Regions from separate parts of the Homo sapiens genome. Here regions 2 and 3 are each linked to region 1. A link is a loop called in an ENCODE intact Hi-C map of the cell type or tissue named here. Cell type or tissue: CD4-positive, alpha-beta T cell. All regions are shown on one strand. Links, peaks and the distances in the headings refer to the core of each region. The heading gives the core; the rest is flanking DNA.

Region 1 (5,894 bases), core at 2,055-4,554:
GTGGGAGTGAAGAAAGTGCCAGATGCCAGCAAGGCTGAAGCTTCCAGCGGGAGACTCTCAGAGGGACCCTTTCTGGACCTCTGGTTGGGGTCGTGAGCCCTGCAGCTTTGACAGGAAGAAATCTGCCTGTTCTCGGGACATCTTTCCCCAGAGCCCAGCCAGGAGCTGGTTTCTAGAGCTGAGTTAGCCTTGCACAACATTTTTCTCTGTAAGTGGCCTCCATCAAGATGAGCAGTAGCTTTTCCTCAACAAATTTGATTCCACTTTGATTGAGTACCTGCCTGGGGCCTCTCTCTGTGAAGGGGAGAGGGGAGCAGTGCTGAAGAGGATGCAGAGGAGATTGACATGCCTGTGCTTTCCAGGACTTTGCCATCTGAAGGATGAGCTGCTGCCCAGGCAGGCTTCTGCTATAAAATATGCATAAGCCATGCGCTATGGGAGGGATTCATTCTAACTGAAGATTGAAGACACCTCTGTAGAGTAGAGGGCTTACGAGCTGAGCCTTGAGGGATGGCAACACATGGAGGATGGGAGCAAGGGCATTGCAAGTGCAGGGAACATAAAGATGGCAAGTTGGAGTAGCAGGGAGTTGGCCTGCCTGGGTTTGAATCCTGGCTGTGCCACTTACTAGCTAGGTAACTGAACACATGCTACTTCATCTATCTGAGCCTGGGCATCCCTGTCCAAAAATAGGAATGCTAATGGCAGCTACCTATTCGAATCAAATAAGTTAATACATGGACACATTCTAAGTTAAGAATGGCAAGAGTGGCAGGCACATCGTGGATGTTCAGTAGACATTAACTATGGTTATTGATAGTCCAGAGTAAAAGAAAATTTGGGTGAAGCTGCAAACCTGGGATCTTAGCAATCTCAGTGTCAGCAAAACTTTGAGTCAGGATCAAGATTCAAGACAGAGTCCAGACTTCTCAGATTCTTCAAGGCATCACCAAGTTCCCACTGTTAGTTCCTGATCAGAGCCCAGGGAAGGTTAAAAGCCCCCCAACACAAGGAGCCTCTGAAGAACTGGACTATAAATGTCACAAGCGACATCAAAGCCAGGGTTGTCCCAGCCTCAAAAGCCAGGGGGCTGTTGCTTGGTTGGCTTCATTTGGCCCACCTCTCACCCTTGTACCACCCACCCTCCTCCTCCCTGCATGCCCCTGGCAAGCTGTCATCAGTGCTGCAGCAGGAAGTGTGAGTGACCACACGCCCACACAGTCAGCCCAGCCACCAGCAGGCCCCAAGTCATGGAAACAAACACCTGTGTTGGCTTGACACTTGTGCCTGCCACACCAGCACCGGCCATAGGGGGGTTTTCAGGGCCAGATCTATCCACAGGCACTGTCCCATGTTCTCACCATACTATTTAGTCATTCATTTATTCATTCAACACATGCTTATTGAGCACCTACTATATGCCAAGGCACTATGCAGGGCACTGGGAATCCCTGCTGGATAGACAGCTGCAGTCTCCCTTCTCAAGACAGTCTGGTGGGGAACAAAGAAAAGTAGGCACCCGCCACACCATCAGCGTGGAGACGGAGGAAGCACAGGTGCTATAATAAGGAAGAGGGCTGGAGTAGAGGAAAAGCTCAAGGGAGGCTTCCAGAAGGCAGTGACGCCCAACTTAAGACCTAGGAGGCAAAGCGGAAGAAGGAAGAGCACGTGCAAAGGCCTCAAGGCAAGAAAGCCTGGCATTTTTTGAGGCTAAAGCTAGGCAGTGTGAGGAGCGTGGCGAGGAGTGAGAGATAAGGCTGAAAAGGAAGCTAGAGAAGCTCATGAAAGGCCTTGGGAGTCAAGCCAATGAGCTCAGTAGTCAATGCGGACACTGGGGAGGGTTTGGGGGCAGGGCTGTGAACTGATTTGATACATCTTGCCCAAAAAGATCAAGTGGGTTAGAGCCAAGCAGACAGGTTGCGTCAGCTCCCCTGGATGCCTCTCTTACTGGTCTTCACCCCATGGCCCCTAGAGACTATGTGCCTACCAACTAGGAACAGCAGATGCTTCACACTGTGGTCCAGGGACTGGAACTGTGGCCAAAGAGACAGCCCTTAAAGACAAGGGACACTGGATAGCACCCATGGCCACTGAGAGAAGGGTCTGAAAGTGTGTCTCCTGGGTGACACTGGCTGCTGGCACCCCCAAGCCAGGCTCTAGCTCAAGCGTCCAATTTCTTAGAGCCGCTCAGTAGTTTCTGTGATCTCAGCCCACACTGTGGCCAATGGGCTTCTCATCTCTCTGCTGAGGATCACAACCCCAGGACCTCGAGCAGTTGAATGACCAGGCTGGCTTCACATATGCATGGGTGTAGATTTGCATGTGTGTAGAAGTAGCATGGCTGGCCTTGGCCACCCCACCATGACCTCACCTGGGTCCCTGTTAAACTAACTCCTTAGACATTTTGCCCAAGCCCACAGCCTCCACGAGGCCCTGGCGTGTCCACCATCTCCAAACCTGTCATGGTCCACCAGGAGCCCAATTTCATCTACAGGCCAGCTGTGAAATCTGAAGTTCTGGTAAGCCCCTTGGGTCCCCTCCAGGTTGTCTCTAGAGGAGCAGACCAGGGCTACCTCCCCTGGGCTCTGCTGTCTCTGGAGGGCAAGTGAGGTGGGACAAAAATGCAGATCACAGATGCCATCTCTTAACCTTCTTATTGGCCAAGAGATGAGGCCACATGGGTGTAAGTGGATGTTGACATGACCAGTGGAATTTCTGTTCCCCACTTGACTGAACAGCCTGGAGCTCTGTCTAAAAGTAATAATGATCGCTACGACCTGTGAAGAGCCTACTATATACCAGGCTCTGCATGGCCTCAATTAATCTTCACAGCAGGACTGTGAGATGGTTCCTGTGGTCATCCTGTTTAACACTCGAGGAAAGGGAGGTTTAGAGAGGTTACCAGAGGGGCACCAGGTTCCCCAGGCAGAGCCTGGACTTAATACTTACCCTCATGCCTTTCATACTCCAAAGCCCACGCTGTTACCCTCGTTGCCATCTTGCCAAAACCTACAGAGATTCCAGGTGCCCTGGCCCCTGCCCTAAGGCCTGTTGTGGCCTGGCATGAAACACCCTCAGATGGGAAACTGGCCAGAGCAGGTTCACTCCCTTTCTCCAACTTACTTCTCACCTCTCACTGTGACTGGAAGTCTGAGGTGTGGTCCTGGGGAAGTGAGAAATGTCCGCCAGTCTCAGTTACTGACGGCTAAGGGAGCTGGGATTCGTGTGCACCTCCCAGAGGTGCCGACCACTGGCTGGCCTCCCATGCACAGTGAGAAGACAGTCATGTCAGAATTTTAACTTCCCTTTCAAGGAAACTCTATCCAAATGTCAGGGCAGGACAGCTGAGATATTTATTTTGGGCCTTAACTGTCCCGTCAGCTCCCCAGAGAGCAAAGTTTTTGCTCCTGGGACAGCCTGCGGATGCATCCATGTCATGTTCTCTGGCTAATATCAAGGGGTGGTGTCTGCTTGACAACAACTGGGTAGCATCTTTGGGCATTGAGCAGGCCTTTAACGTAAGCCAGACTGCTCGGGGAGGGACATTGGCACGGCAGCCCCAGACTGGCAGGCCCGAAGCCTGGCACCAGGGGGCAGCCAAGACCTATTGGTAACATCCAATGTGGAACTTTTTTTTTTTTCCTCTGGCAGCCACAGGAGATGTTGAAGAGGATGGTGGTTTATCAGACAGCATTCAGACAAGTAAACTGATACCCATTGTGTGTCTGGAGGTCTCCCCACCACCCCCGTCCCTCCCACTCTGTGCCACTTCTTTCTCTCTGGGAGTACCTGGTCAGGTCCATGGTGGCCCCATCTGCCACCAAGCCTCAGGCCAGAGCTGTGTCCTCCATTGCCTGCGCAGGGGTGGGGGAGGATATCATATCAGATGGGGACCCAGGGCTTATTAGACCCCATGCATGAGCTGAGAAACAGCAGTATCCCTGGGAACTCACCTCTTCTGCTGCTGTTTGTCCAGAGAGGAGCAGGGCAGAAGGAACCCTCAGAGGCCCACAGAGGCCAAGATGGGCCCTCGCTCCAGCCCTAGGAGAGAGGGAAGGGGCTGCTTAGGTGTCTCCCTGTACCTTCCCCTCTTCTTCTCCGGGCAGATCACAGCTTCACCAACCCTGCCTGACACTGAACCAGCGTCAGGGAGGAGGTGGTGGCTGAGGTCCTCCCTGTGCCTAGGGCACTCCTGTGCACAGGGACGTGGAAGTCCTTGCTGGTCCTCTGAGTGGCATCAGGCAGGCAGCCACCTACCTCCCTGCCTCCTGGGGTACCTCCATGGAGCCAACCATTGGATTGGCTGTTTCATCACCAATGAAAGAAACCCCAGGACAGAGAGAGATCTTGCAGCCAGCCCAGGCTTCTCCAGCCTCCTCACTGATAACCCACCAACAGACCACAAGCTGATTTGACTACAGGCAGGGAGCAGAGGGGCAGTATCAACTGTGCAGTGAGACATAGGTGTTGGCAAAAGAGGCTGCTCCCAGCCCAAGGATTTGTCAATTTAATCTTTCCAGCAACCCTGGGTGGTAAGTGCTATTATCATACCCATTTTATCTATGAGAAACTGAGGCAGAGAGATTTGAAAATGTGCCCACGATGGCACAGCTAATGTCAATCCCTGGATTTGAATCCAGGAGGTCGGTCTCTGCAGCCTGTGCTCTTAAACACTGCACCATCCTGCCTTAAAGCACTGTCGTCACACAAGAGGCCTTCCAGGACCTGGCGGTTTAGGGCACAAACAGCCCTCACAGGGAGAGAAGCAGGGAAGTGCAGAGTCTAGGCTCCAGAGGTGGAGTCAAACCCTTGCTCCCCTGCCCACTGACTGGGTGACCTTGGGCGTGAATATCACCTCTCTGGGCCTCAGTTTCTTCCTCTGTTGAATGAGGGGTTGGGCTGCCTCTTTAAGGGCCAACCAGCTGCAGTGGCTTATGAGTCTCTGATCTAAATTCACACAAAACACAAGTACCTGCCATCTGGCCCATCCCTGAGAGCTGGTTCTCAGGATCATGGAGCAAGGAGGCCAGAGCCAGCACTGCCCAGCCTTCCAGGAGAAACAGCCGGAGTAGGCAGGGCCCTCAAAGTCAAAGAGCATCGACTCCACATCCTGCCCAATGATCCTTCTTGCCTGTGCATTCACTGCACCCCCTCCTCTGTCTGCTGCCCACACACTGACCTGGATGTAGCTCCCAAGCTGAGCCGAGCTCATGGCCTCTTGGGGTTGAGCCTGGGTGATTGAGGCAAGTGAGGAGGGATGCCAGGCAGATGCTTGGGGATCTGTCTGCTGATATTTGGTGCTCATCTTGTGCCCGGAACCTAGTTGGTGCATTCTGAGGATAGGGGAATCTGTAGCCTCCCCACCACACAGACCATGGGCCCCATGGGTCACTTGGTGTGGTCTAGGGACCTGCATGCTGTGGGTGGCTCCACTCAGTCTGGCGAGGCCTGCCACGGGGCTCTCCTCTGCTCCCACCTTCCATGGGGACCAGCCGTGGCTCTGCTGCCCTTGTGCTTAGCATCCTGGCCCCTCAGCCTGGGGATGCCCCTGGCTCCCACTCACTGTGTGTGACTCCCGAGGAAGGCCACATAGTTCAGGGACTACCTCACTGTGTGTTCAGGTGCCACCTCACTGTCTTGTTTCTACACCCTGGAGCCATTGTCCCCACAGCATCCCCCATCAAGCCAGGTCCCCTGAGCTGTGTGTCCTCCCTTCTCCCCTAGCTAAAGGGCCAACCTGCGCTCCGCAGAATCTGGGGAGGCCTCTTACCTTCTAGGTAAGCATTACATGAGGACACTGCCAGGCTCCAGGCCAACACTGCTTCTCAACACCACCTGCTTTCTTCTTGTTGTCCGTGGGCTCCCTCCACCATCTTGTGGCTGATTTCCAGGAA
Region 2 (5,894 bases), core at 1,697-4,196, 680 kb after region 1:
GCCATGTTCCTTAATCCTGTCTGCATGATTTGATCATTTGAGGCCCAACGCCAGAGATTTTGATGTAGTTGATCTGGGGTGAGGTCAAGGTATCAGTATGTTTTAAAAGCTCCTTAGGTTGACCAGGTATGGGGGTTGATACCTATAATCCCAGCACTTTGGGAGGCCGAGGTGGTAGGATCGCTTGAGTCCAGAAGTTTGAAACCAACCTGGGCAACATAGCAAGACACCATCTCTACCAAAAAAATTTTTTTGTTTTTTAAATTATCTGGATGTGGTGGCATGCACCTGTGGTCCCAGCTACTTGGGAGGCTAAGGCGGGATAATCACTTGAGCCCATGAGTTCAAGGCTGCAATGAGTTATGATTGTACCACTGCACTCCAGCCTGGATGATAGAGCAAAAACCTGTCTCCAAAAAATAAATAAATAAATAAATAAATAATACATACATACAACTCCCTAGGTGATTCCAGTGCATGTCCACAGTCAAGAAACTGTTGCTAGGCTGCACATTGGAATCACCTGGAGAGTTTTAACATTTGGTGAGGCCTTGGTCCCCTGCGCAGAAATCTGACTCCATTGGTCTGGGTTGCAGCCTGGACATAAGGGTTTTAGGAAGCACATTTTCCCCTATCCCTCTTCCCCCAGTGATCTAATGTGCAGCCAGGACTAAGAATCCTCAACTGAGAGAGCACAGTTGCAGAGGGCCAACAACAGAACACTGAGGACCCCTAGCCTAAGGGTCAGGCAAAAGCTAAGTCACCTGAAGGAGATGAAGAGAAGATGGGGGAGGAAAACTGGAGGTTTTGTTGGGGAGAGTTTCAACTGGAAGGAGTCCAGTCAGCAGTGCACGGTGCTGCAGGTAAGGACTTCCACCTGGGCGTGGTGCCTTCTTTCCTTTTTTTTTTTTTTTTTTTTTTTTCCCCTACCAAAAGCAGACACTTGAGATGTGGTACCTTTCAAGGAGGCTGGGCACCCCTGAAGGAAAGTCCAGAACCTCACGGGTCTTTTGCTCAGTAACAGAAACCCTTTTTCCACTGAGCTGCTTGATGGGCTTAGATGGGCAAACCTGAATTACCATGCTTAACAGAGCTACAGGGTCAAAGTTAGCTCAGGACGCAGAGTAAAAGGAGGGGTTGAAATCAGTAAGACGGCATGGCCAGTGAGAAACTCTTTGTGGCAGGGGCACAGAAAAAACTTTCAAAAGCTGGGTGACTGATATGCAGTGATAAGTTGTCAGTTATGAAATGTCTCCGCATAACTGCTCCAGCAGCCTGTAAACCATGTTATTCTGCTACACACAACGGCCTGAATTTGAGAGTTGGGAGTGGGGTGTGCACCAGAGACCTAAAGGATGAGAAGTTAACAGGGAAATGAGAGGTGGGTGGGGAGGGCATAGGACTTTCCCTGGGATGCAAGATGGGGATTTGAGCCATTCTTATCTAAGGGGAAGGGAGACATCAGGTCTGTAGAGGAGAACAGCTCATTGGCTTTAGAGGTCACTGAGCACACAGTGAGAGGAATTTCATTCCAGTAGGGCAAGCAGATCTCAATGGGCTAGAAAGTGAATAAAAGTGAAGAATTGAAGGCAGAAGACAGAACAGAAAATGCTGTCAATCTTTAAGTGAGCAAAGTGTCTCAGTCTCTGATTATCCTCTTGTATTTTAAAAGGTCTGCCTCTTATAGTCCCAGATTTTTTTTTTCTTAAAGATATATTTGTAGTCTCTTACAGTTAGTCATAAATAGATCTAGGTGCTGAATAAAGGAACTCCTCCATTTTCCATTTGAAAATATATGAGATAGATATCTCTGCTTTGCATATCATCAAGACTGCTAATCTCATTAGACTGAGCACATTAAGACATTGGGAGGAAGGTTATTTGAACTGCAATATGATCCTGTATTTTTGGCTTTAAACCAACAGGGAAGTATTTCTAATTGGAGATACAAATTTCACATTAAACTTTTTTAGGATATGGTTTGTGGGAGACAGACTGACACACTCTTAGAATCTCACTGTATTTTAAGAGCTTGTTTTGAAATTTTAGGCTTTCATTTTCCCACCCTGACCTCCCAGTGTTTAAAGTAATGCATACTTGTAAAATAGAAATGTTGGGGTGAGGGATAGAGTTAGGATCAGGAGACTCAAACACTACAATAAGGAACAGAGTAGAAAATGGAAGTCCTGTGTGATTGATCTGGAAGTTAGGGTGAGGAACATCTGCTGAGTAAAGTATAATAATTTGTTGCAAAAAATGATATTGCATCTCCACATGACCATTTCTGTAATGGCTGTATCAGAATATCCTGTTTAGTGCCTGTTCAGTGACAGGGAGTCCCTGTGGCCACAGAGCATGGTATAAGGAGACCTTGAGCCCAGTTTTTGGGTAAGACCGGAGGTTAGGGGGCCAGCAAATGGATCTGCTGTTAGGGGCAAAGCTGCTCTGGAAGCACCCACTTGCTCGCATGGGGTCTATACCTCAACCACAGTACCACCTCCTCCTGTGTCCCTCCTCCATAGTTACCTTGTTTTGACCCCTAGAGCCAGGGCTCACCATTGCACTGGTACCTTGGGGTCATTCCAGAATGGCAGACTATGTGTAAATGGAGGGTACAGGTTAGAGGATGAGCTTAGGGATTTGAGGTGCAGCTAGTGGGGCAGTGGGGAGGTGAGGGTGGACTCTGACCTTCCAGGCACTGTAGGCAGGCAAGGGGAGTGAGCTGCAGAGCCAGGCAGGAAGGGCGTATGGGTGGGAGCACAGCTCTGAAATGCTTTGCATAGTTTGCATTTTGCTTCTGGCAGAATGAACAATGGTTAGTCAAGTCCTGAACTCCCCAGGGGAAGCCTCCAGCCTGGTTTCTGCCACCGCTACCACCTCTGTTTTGAGGATTCAGGCACTGCCCCGTCTCAGAGGCACATTTGTGTCTAACTTTGGGAGATCGATAGCAAACCCTGCCACCTAGTGGCAGGCCGACTCACTTGGCAGGCACGACAAGTAGGTTGAAGAGATCTTAAAATTATCTACTGTAATGGCAAAGATAGCTTTATTTGAATGACAACTATTTCAAATCCTCACAGCAATTTTCTAAGTGGTTCTTACTATCCCCATTTTGTAATAAGGAAGGTGAGACTTAGAGGGCCTGGATGATACTTGCCTGAGGTCATATAGCTAAAGTGATTAAATGAGTTGAGTTTTAAAACAATTAGAACAGTTTCTCAAACCTTACAGAGCACTAGAATCTCCTGGAGGGCTTGTTAAGACACTGATGCCTGGGCACCATCCCCAGAGTTTCTGATTAGGTAGGTCTGAGGTGGGGCTGATAACCAGCATTTTAAAAATATATCTTATTTTTAATTGACAATAATTATATGTATGGGGTAGATGTGATGTTTTAATATATGTATACATTATGAAATGATTACATCAAACCAATTGACATTCATCACCTTACCTGCTTATCCTTTTTGGTGGTAAGAACATTTAATATCTACTTTTAGTAATTTTGAAATATACATTATTATTAACCATTGTCACCATGCTGTGCAGTAGGTCACCAGAACTTATTCCTCCTAACTGAAACTTTGCATCCTTTGACCAACAGCTCTTCTTCCATCTCTCCTCTCCCTCCCAAAACCTCTGGTAACTACCTCTCTACTCTGTTCTTCTATGAGTTTGACCTTTTTAGATCCCACATATAAGTGAGGTCATACACGGTATTTGTCTTTCCATGCCTGGCTTATTTCATTAATGTGCATTTCTAACAAGTCCCCAGGTGGTGCTGATGCTGGTGGCACACAGGCCACACTTTGAGTAGTGTTGGCTTGGAACAATGTCTGGCACAATATCAGCACCAAATAAATGTTAGATAAAATTGATAGGTGAAGGCAGAGTCAGAATTGACCTCAAGCCTGTCTGACTCTAAAACTTGTTCTCTTTTTACAACATCATGCTGCCTCTCAGGCTTAGTAAAATTCCATACTTTGTCCCTTGCTTAATTTTTTTTCCTTCTCAGAAAATAAGTTGGAGGCTGGGTGCGGTGGCTCATGCCTGTAATCCCAGCACTTTGGTAGGCTGAGGGGGGCAGATCACTTGAGGCCAGGAGTTCAAGACCAGCCTGGCCAACATGGTGAAACCCCGTCTCTACTAAAAATACAAAAATTAGCCAGGCGTGGTGGTGCACACCTATAGTCCCAGCTACTCAGGAGGCTGAGGCAGGAGAATCCCTTGAACTCGGGAGGCGGAGGTTGCAGTGAGCCAAGATTGCACCGCTGCACTCCAGCCTGGGCAAAACAGCGAGACTCCAGAAGAAAATAAGATGGCGGCCAGGCATGGTGGCTCACTCCTGTAATCCCAACACTTTGGGAGGCCGAGGCGGTCAGATCACAAGGTCAGGAGATCGAGACCATCCTGGCTAACACAGTGAAACCCTGTCTCTACTAAAAATACAAAAAATTAGCCGGGTGTGGTGGCACACGCCTGTAGTCCCAGCTACTCAGGAGGCTGAGGCAGGAGAATCACTTGAACCCAGGAGGCGAAGGTTGCAGTGAGCAGAGATTGCACCACTGCACTCCAGCCTGGGCAAAAGAGCAAGACTCTGTCTCAAAAAAGAAAAAAAAGAGAGAAAAAAAAAAGAAAGAAAATAAGATGGCTAGTTGGTGTTAGTTTTTGAAGTCATATCCAGTTTTGTGTGCTGGAGTGTTTATTGAAGGGCTAATTACGCACAGGACTTTCTTAGACTGTGGACAATACCACGGTGTGAAACACAGTTCCTGTCTTTCAAGAATTTTTCACCTTGGCCTGGGAAAACATGTCTTGGAAGTATGAAAAGATCACATCAATATAGGACCTTGGAAAAGTTACAGGCAGTGTGATGACGAGGTCAAACAGAGTTGGATCACTGAGGGCTGTGGCACTACAGAAGGTCCACGTGGGGGAAGGCATGAGCCAGCATCCTAGAGAATGAGTAAGACTTGGGTAAATAGAGCAAGGGGAGACCATCCAGGCAGGGGGAGGGAAGAACAGTGTTATAAGAGTAAGAAGGGCAGGAAGGGTACACACGTTAGTGAAGGACCTTCTGTGTATCAGATGTGGGGGTTGCATTTCCTAACCTGTCTCATTGATTCCTCAGAAGAGCCTTATGAGGCAGGTAATACTATCCTCCTGTTACAAGTAAGGAAACGGAAGGTCAGAGCAGTCAGGTGAGCTGCCTAGGGTCACAAAGCCAGCAAGTGTCAAGCTTGGCTTCAAACCCAGGTTAGACTCCTTTTTCCTTTTTCCGTTGCAAGATGTTGCTAAGGTGTGGAGGAGGCTGGGACGGGACTAGGGTGAGGCTGTCAGGCACCAGCAGGTGTAGGGGTGACCCTGAGATGGAGTACTTCCTTCAGTTTTGGGCCCTAGGCATTTGGCGTGGCCCGTAGGAAGAGCAGTGAGAAAACAGCAGGCCTGCAAGGTGGGTGTTGAGGTCAGCTGCTAGCGAGCTGTGAGTACCAGGCTGAGGAGTTTAGACTTTATTTCAGAAGGGACAAGGAGCCATGGAAGTTTTTGCAGCAAGGAACTGATATGATCAGAGCACTTGACTGTGGACAAAGTGGAAACCCATTAGGAGCATCTCAGAGTTGTCTGGAGGGAGATAATTAATCAGTATCTGGACTAGAAGAGTCCAGAAAAAAGAGAACTGATGCCAACCACTTCCTTTATGAACCTCTGGAACTTGGTGCTAAGGATACCAGGCAGAGAGAAAATCTTGGTAACTTGGAGAATTGTGAGGCCTTTCCTATAAATATGCATAGCCATTGAAAGAGCTGACTGCTGGCAGCGGAGAGAGAAGGAAAAGCCAGGTTTAATCACATTGCACTCCAAGTGATGGGCATGGGGTAGCCAAGTTGTCCTGG
Region 3 (5,894 bases), core at 116-2,615, 720 kb after region 1:
TAAGGGCTCTCAGGGTCCACGTCAAGGCTCCAGCAGTCGTCCACCATTGCTCCCTACGTCACACTCCGGAGGGGTCTCAATGCCGAAAGCAGCAAGGCGACCTTCCCTGTGAGTGGCCTTGAGCTGTCGAGGACCTCCCTGCTCCTTCACATGGGGAGGGAGGGTCTCCCAGGGGGACAGTAACTGGCCATCCCTTCAGCCCTGGGGATGGCCTCTGGGGTGGCCTCAGCCCCTCCTGAGCTCCCTGTCACCCACTGTCCACCAAGGAGGGCATCCTGCCTTTCTCTCTGGCCTGTCAGGGTGGCAGGAGGGAGCTCAAGAAGCCTGCACCCTGGGTTCTGGCCTCACTGGACAGGCCTGAGCCTAAGTGTCTGCATCTGCAGAATGGGTGCTACTCAGAAAGCTCCTGAGGGTTGGGGGCATCGTGTTGCTTAGAGGAAATAGTTCTCTAAGGCCAAGAGGAGCCCAACTAGAGTGTGCATGTGTGTGAGAGAGAGACAACGGGAATGCAGCCAGCAGGGTGGCTGTCCTCTGCGTGCCCAGCCCAGCTGTTCTGTGTCTCTCTTGCCTGCCTCCTCTTCCTCAGAGACCTAAGAGTGCCTTGGAGCGCCTGTACTCAGGGGATCACCAGCGAGGCAAGATGAGTGCAGAGGAGCAGCTGGAGCGCATGAAGCGACACCAGAAGGCCCTGGTCCGAGAGCGCAAGAGGACACTGGGCCAAGGGGAGAGGACGGGCCTGCCCTCATCTCGCTACCTCAGCCGGCCGCTCCCTGGAGATCTTGGCTCAGTATGTTAGGAGGGGCCAGGCAGCGGGGCAGGGACAGGGAGCCGAGTGCCCCTCAGAGTCCCCCAAACACAAGCACATCACACCTCCCAGTGAGAGAGCTGTCCATTGACCTACATGGTTCAGAGAACACCCCACGGGGCTGTTTGTCCACGACCCAGGCTGGACGAATGCCTGGTCAGAGGGTGACCTGAACCAGAGCTGGAGTGAGGATCAAACAGGCCCAGGAGCCTGAGGAAATACCCAGTCAGTCCTCCCAGCCGCGATGGAGAGGGGCCTTTGCAGGCGTTCGGAATCTCGGCTGAATTCAGGACCTGGGAATACAGGGTTCAGAGAGGAGAGGAGGAAGATGGTGACATGATTTGGTTAGAAGCACAAGCAAACTGATCAGCCTCCCAGACCTGCCAGCAGATGCTGTGTGAGGGTGATGGAGCACGGGGTCACACCCCTGCCCCAAGGGCCACTGGTCTCCCTGGGCTTGCAGTGCAGAGGCCTCAGGGTGTCTGGGATTGCTGGGGAGGCCTGTGCTGCCCCCTGGTGGCGCTTCCTGGCGCTGCGCCCTGTCCACAGTCACCTTAGGTCCCTTTGGAAACATTCCATTTGACTTTTCCCTGTTGTTTGAAATCCCATGTTTCCCTAAACCTCTAGCCTGATTGTTCTTTCCCTAATTCATTGCACAAGCTCCTTTGCTTTTAGTGTTACCGCTCATTGCCTCTCTAATCCTGCCTGATTGTGTTTACAGAAGCTTCTGATTTGCATTGAACATGCTCTAACTGGCCTGTGCTACTTATTACCGGGCTTGTAATAGCGGTTCTTGTCTCCATAGCCTGTTGAGTGTTCCCAGATGTGACTCACCTTTCTGCTGCCCTCTTCATGCAGGCCTACTGACTCATAATTCACTTGTCCCAAAAGCCACCCCACAAGCCTGAGCCAACCTGCTGCCTGACGCCACAGTCATTGGCAGAGGTCTGGGCATTATTAATTTATAAAAATCCATGCTTTACACCTGGACAGTAGACAGGGACTTCAGAGATTGCACGTTTGAATACATTCTCCCAAGACTGAGGTTGTTCGGTTTTAATTCCTGTAGTCCAATCACACAATTTCTTATGGAAAACCTTTTGTGTTTCTGGTATTTAATAACTTGAAGGGATAGCAAAATATACTGTGTATTCAGAGGGCCTCTCTGCAGCTGCTAGCTCAGACACCAAAGGGGTAAGGCCCAGGACATTCATATCTTTAAAAGCTGCAAACCTGGTAACCTTTAAACTTTTAAAACAAATGTCATATGGGGTAACACTGACCTTTTATAATTTGATGTCTCAAATGTAGAGATTATCTAAAAATCGTAACTTGAATACCTTGTAATTTTTCTCTTAAAAAAGAAGACTTGTGTAAGTCTCTGCATCAACGCCAATAAACATGTTGCTTAATAATAATGGATTGGCGTGGTTCTTCCCCAGGATACCTTATAGAGTCTAGTGAACTTTTCCTGTTTGTGGAAACAATCAGGCTGGGTTTAAATGAGGACTTGTCTCTATTTGGAGCATTTGTGAGCGTGTAAGGAAATGAGTGTTTTCTTTGTGAATCATTAAATTGATTTTTTCATCTTTGGAACTTCAGTTGCCTAATCCTTTCCAACAATAGTTGGAAACCATCACCTAAGAGTGATTACATTGATTTGGAGTCATTGAGAGCTTGTGCATGAATGGGTGAAATGTGCGAATATGGCTCTGGGTTTGGGGTTCTGGAGGGACTTGAGGCATCAAAGACAATCAGGACCATTTGGGGCTTTGAGGTGGATGGATGGGAGAGAGAAGATGGCCTGGGATAGATAAGCATCTGCTTTGGTTTTGCTCAGGGGAAGAGAGGCTTTGAGCCTGCTCTGTTCTCAACAACCTGCTCAGCGGTCAAAGGCCTGTGAGGATGCAGGTCCTGGGTCAACAGGAAGTCACCACGGAGCTGGACAGTCATGGTTGGATCTTATCGGTTAGATTTTCCCTCTTGGGAAGCTTGTTACAAAGTTGATACTGTGAAACAGCCTTAGAAACATTCCATTTGATTTAGCATTTCAATTTTATATGATTTAGTTTTTTTTTCTAATTTAAAGAAAACATCTATCTCAAATAGATGGGTCTCATACAGCAGTTTTTCTGCCTCATTGGCTCCAAGCTGCTTTTGCTTGTACCTCCCCAGCCCTACTGTAAGTGCGAGATCCCCCACCTACGAATGTTATCTTGTTGAAAATTCCCAATAGAAAGATCCTTGGTTATTCTTCTTGCTTAGCAGGGCCTTGAAGGGCGTGTTTTTCCATTAATTCTGAGCCTGGGACGTATGTCTCCTGAACCAGCTGTAGAGAGTGGAAGGGACAAATCCCTTCTCTAGAACTCTGTCCCAAGTTGTTTGGAGGTCACCCTCTCTGGGAGCCTTCTATTTCCCTGGGGACCACTGTGAGCCTGAAGTCATGAGTCTTAGACCTGTGCCCCAAGGGTGTATGTTTGAAACCTCTGGGAACCCAGATCAGAGAGCACTTAGCAGTCTGGAACAGCCCATATGAAGGGGACAGCAGCTTCATTCTCTATTGCACATACAGCTTTTCCCTAAGGGGATCACAGGTTCATCTTCCAAAGGACCCCATGGAAAAAGGTGACCAGCCGGGCTCTTTCAGCAATCAGGAAGCGACTACGTTTAACCTCTTGTTCTGTTGCCAGTGGAAGCGTGAGCAGGACTTTGACCTGCAGTTGCTGGAACGGGTCGTGCAAGGGGAAAAAAAGGACAAGGAGGAGAATGGCTGGTTGAAAGTGCAGGCCATGCCTGTCACTGAGTTGGACCTGGAGCCTCAAGACTATGACTTGGACATCAGCAGAGAGGTGAGGGCAGGCACTTCCTTCATGTCCTCCAGGAGACATGGCCTTCAAGTTCCCAGCCTGATCCACCTTCCCACTGTGGGGTATCATCCTGAACAGGGACATGGCTCAGCTTCAGTGTGGCCTAGGAGGATGGATGGATAGCAGCTTAAGGCAATGAAAGGAGGCCAGATGTTTCGATGAAGGTTCAAAACTCTCTGTAATTTAGGGCAAATTGCAATTTTAGCTTCTCTGTGCTTCAGTTTCCTCAACAGTGAAGTGGGTTGTGAAGAGGATTAAGTAACTGCACATGTTCTTGGGAGGTTTAGCGATCAAAGCCACATAGTAGGCACGTGAGCAGCAGTTGTTATTGTTAGGAAATGTTCCCTGCAACACCAGGGGTTGGCTTTTCAACTGGCTGGTGAGGCCAACTTGGGCAGTCTGACTAGGGGAAAATGGGGGGCAGGTTTGAAAATCACAGGCGAAATTTCCAGCCATGGTAGAAGCTAGGAGACAGTGCAGAGTTCTGGTCTGAATTCTTCTGGTGCCCTCTGGTGGCTCACATGCATCATGACAGGGCAGGCCCAGGAGAGCAAGTAACTCCTGGATCTCTACCCATCAGGAAATGTCTCTACCCAAGGGGAGAGAAAGGGAACTCGGGATGACACACTCAGTGTCTTCAAGACGTAGATTGTCTCCTGTGGCCTATGTCGATGCTATTCCTAAGCTCTTCAGGGCAGCGTCTATGGCTGCTTGGTTCACCTTTGTATCCCTAGTCCCTGGCACAGGGCCTGGCACACAGTGGGTACGTGGTACATCTTTGCTGCATCTTTGACTGTGTTGAATGAATCACACAGTGACCCATAAATGTACCAAAAGCATTTGTACAAGGACTTGGCCTGCCTGGAAACTGCACAAGAGGAAATGTTCTCACCACATGAAGGATGGATCGAGGCGAGACCTCAATAAAACTTTCCCCCAGGTCTGTGTGATAGGAGAGTGAGAACTGAGGAGGACCTGTGTCTTCCAGAGCCTTCCTGCTGTCTTAAGAGGTGGTGCCAGGCCCATTCACAAGCTGATTTGCCAATGGTATCTACCTGACTCAGTATGTTAGGGGTTCCTCTGGTCTTTGGGAACAAAGGAACAGTGTGTGGATAAGATAGATGCCTGTACAGTTGTTGAGTTTTGGGGTCTGCTGGGGCTCTAGGAGTTAACAAGGCTGGTCCCCTGCCCCAAGACCTTGTTCCTTTGCCATCTGAAACAGCCAAAGGTCTGTGCGTTCTCAGATTCACAAAAGAAGCCCCAACATGCTGCCTTGGCAGGGGAAGTGTGTTCTGTAGTGTCCTGATTGCCTGCCAGCCCAGGGAAAAAGTTCTTCCTTATCTCTAACCTAAATTCCTCCTGCTACAATGTAATCTGCTTCCTTCCTCTAAATCTGTCCTCATTGGAGTAACAGAGAAGAGCTTATTTCTTGCCATCTCCAACAGAGTGAAAGGGCTGCGTGTGGGTTTAAATCCATGACCTGATTTGCCCTGGGATTGGATTAAGCTTGTTTTTAGGAGCTTCAACCCACCCCATTTTAGTGTGCTTTTGTAATTCAGGGAGGAAAAAGTTCCTGGAGCATGCAGAAGCTTCCTTTCGTGTTCTTAGTCCAAGCAAGGTTTCACCAAGCCGAGTTTGCCACTAGGTCCACGGGAGATGCTGGTGAGGTGAAATTTGGGGCCATTTTCCTCTGGCCAGCAGTAGATTCAGCATAGCTGCCTCCTGTCTAGATCAGAAGAGCTTTTTTAGGGACAGAAAGCACCATCACATCCTTTCATTCACCCACCTGTCAATCATCCATTTATCCATTATCCATCCATTCAGGGAGAATTAGTTGGAGGGCTACTAAGTACTAAGTCCCTGCATTAGACAGAGGGAGACAATGGTGAATGGAAAGTGAGGGGGTGGAGGGGATCAGAGAAGGATCCTCAAAGTGAGGTTGAAAAGATGAGAGTCAAGGGAACAAAAGGAAGAGCTTCCCAGACAGAACAGAGGCCCCACTGTGGGCGGGGAACTGGAGGGACTGGTTGATCAGTGGCTGGAGAGGTCATCAGGGGTCAGATCACTTAGGGCCTTGACGGTGGCATTAAGGATGATCATTTTTTATCCTGAGAGCTTGTAGTCTAGTTATTTCGCCCTTCCCTTCCCCCAGCCTGTAGGAGGTTGGCTGGTGGAGTGGAAGGAACATGAGCTTTGGAGTCGGACTCAGGTTCAAACCTGGA

Evidence for each region. Hi-C counts contacts between places; a loop is a spot of excess contacts. Peaks named below come from ENCODE experiments on the same cell type or tissue, not always from the same donor. Only the 100,000 strongest peaks of a DNase experiment are listed, where the experiment ranks them.
Region 2: it touches region 1 in a loop (10-fold over the local background); 5 of 110 quality-filtered maps call a loop at or near these places.
Region 3: it touches region 1 in a loop (6-fold over the local background); 9 of 110 quality-filtered maps call a loop at or near these places.

Annotation. Positions count from the first base shown.
Region 1 is chr11:17,502,455-17,508,348 of GRCh38, reverse strand. USH1C (USH1 protein network component harmonin) reads left to right here. Exons shown (of 27, transcript NM_153676.4): 19 at 2,400-2,519; 20 at 3,652-3,702. Among named protein-coding and RNA genes, the nearest start is that of ABCC8, 29 kb to the right of the region's middle. In CD4-positive, alpha-beta T cell, for the core only: CTCF peaks have their summits at 3,401 and 3,602 (motif pointing right); a DNase peak (open chromatin) is centred at 3,588.
Region 2 is chr11:16,817,532-16,823,425 of GRCh38, reverse strand. The region is part of intron 10 of PLEKHA7 (pleckstrin homology domain containing A7); the gene reads left to right. Among named protein-coding and RNA genes, the nearest start is that of C11orf58, 82 kb to the right of the region's middle. In CD4-positive, alpha-beta T cell, for the core only: CTCF peaks have their summits at 2,817 and 3,021; a DNase peak (open chromatin) is centred at 2,945.
Region 3 is chr11:16,783,989-16,789,882 of GRCh38, reverse strand. It overlaps PLEKHA7 (pleckstrin homology domain containing A7), which reads left to right. Exons shown (of 27, transcript NM_001329630.2): 22 at 5-108; 23 at 587-787; 24 at 3,496-3,654. Among named protein-coding and RNA genes, the nearest start is that of C11orf58, 48 kb to the right of the region's middle. In CD4-positive, alpha-beta T cell, for the core only: CTCF peaks have their summits at 1,127 and 1,327 (motif pointing left); a DNase peak (open chromatin) is centred at 1,302.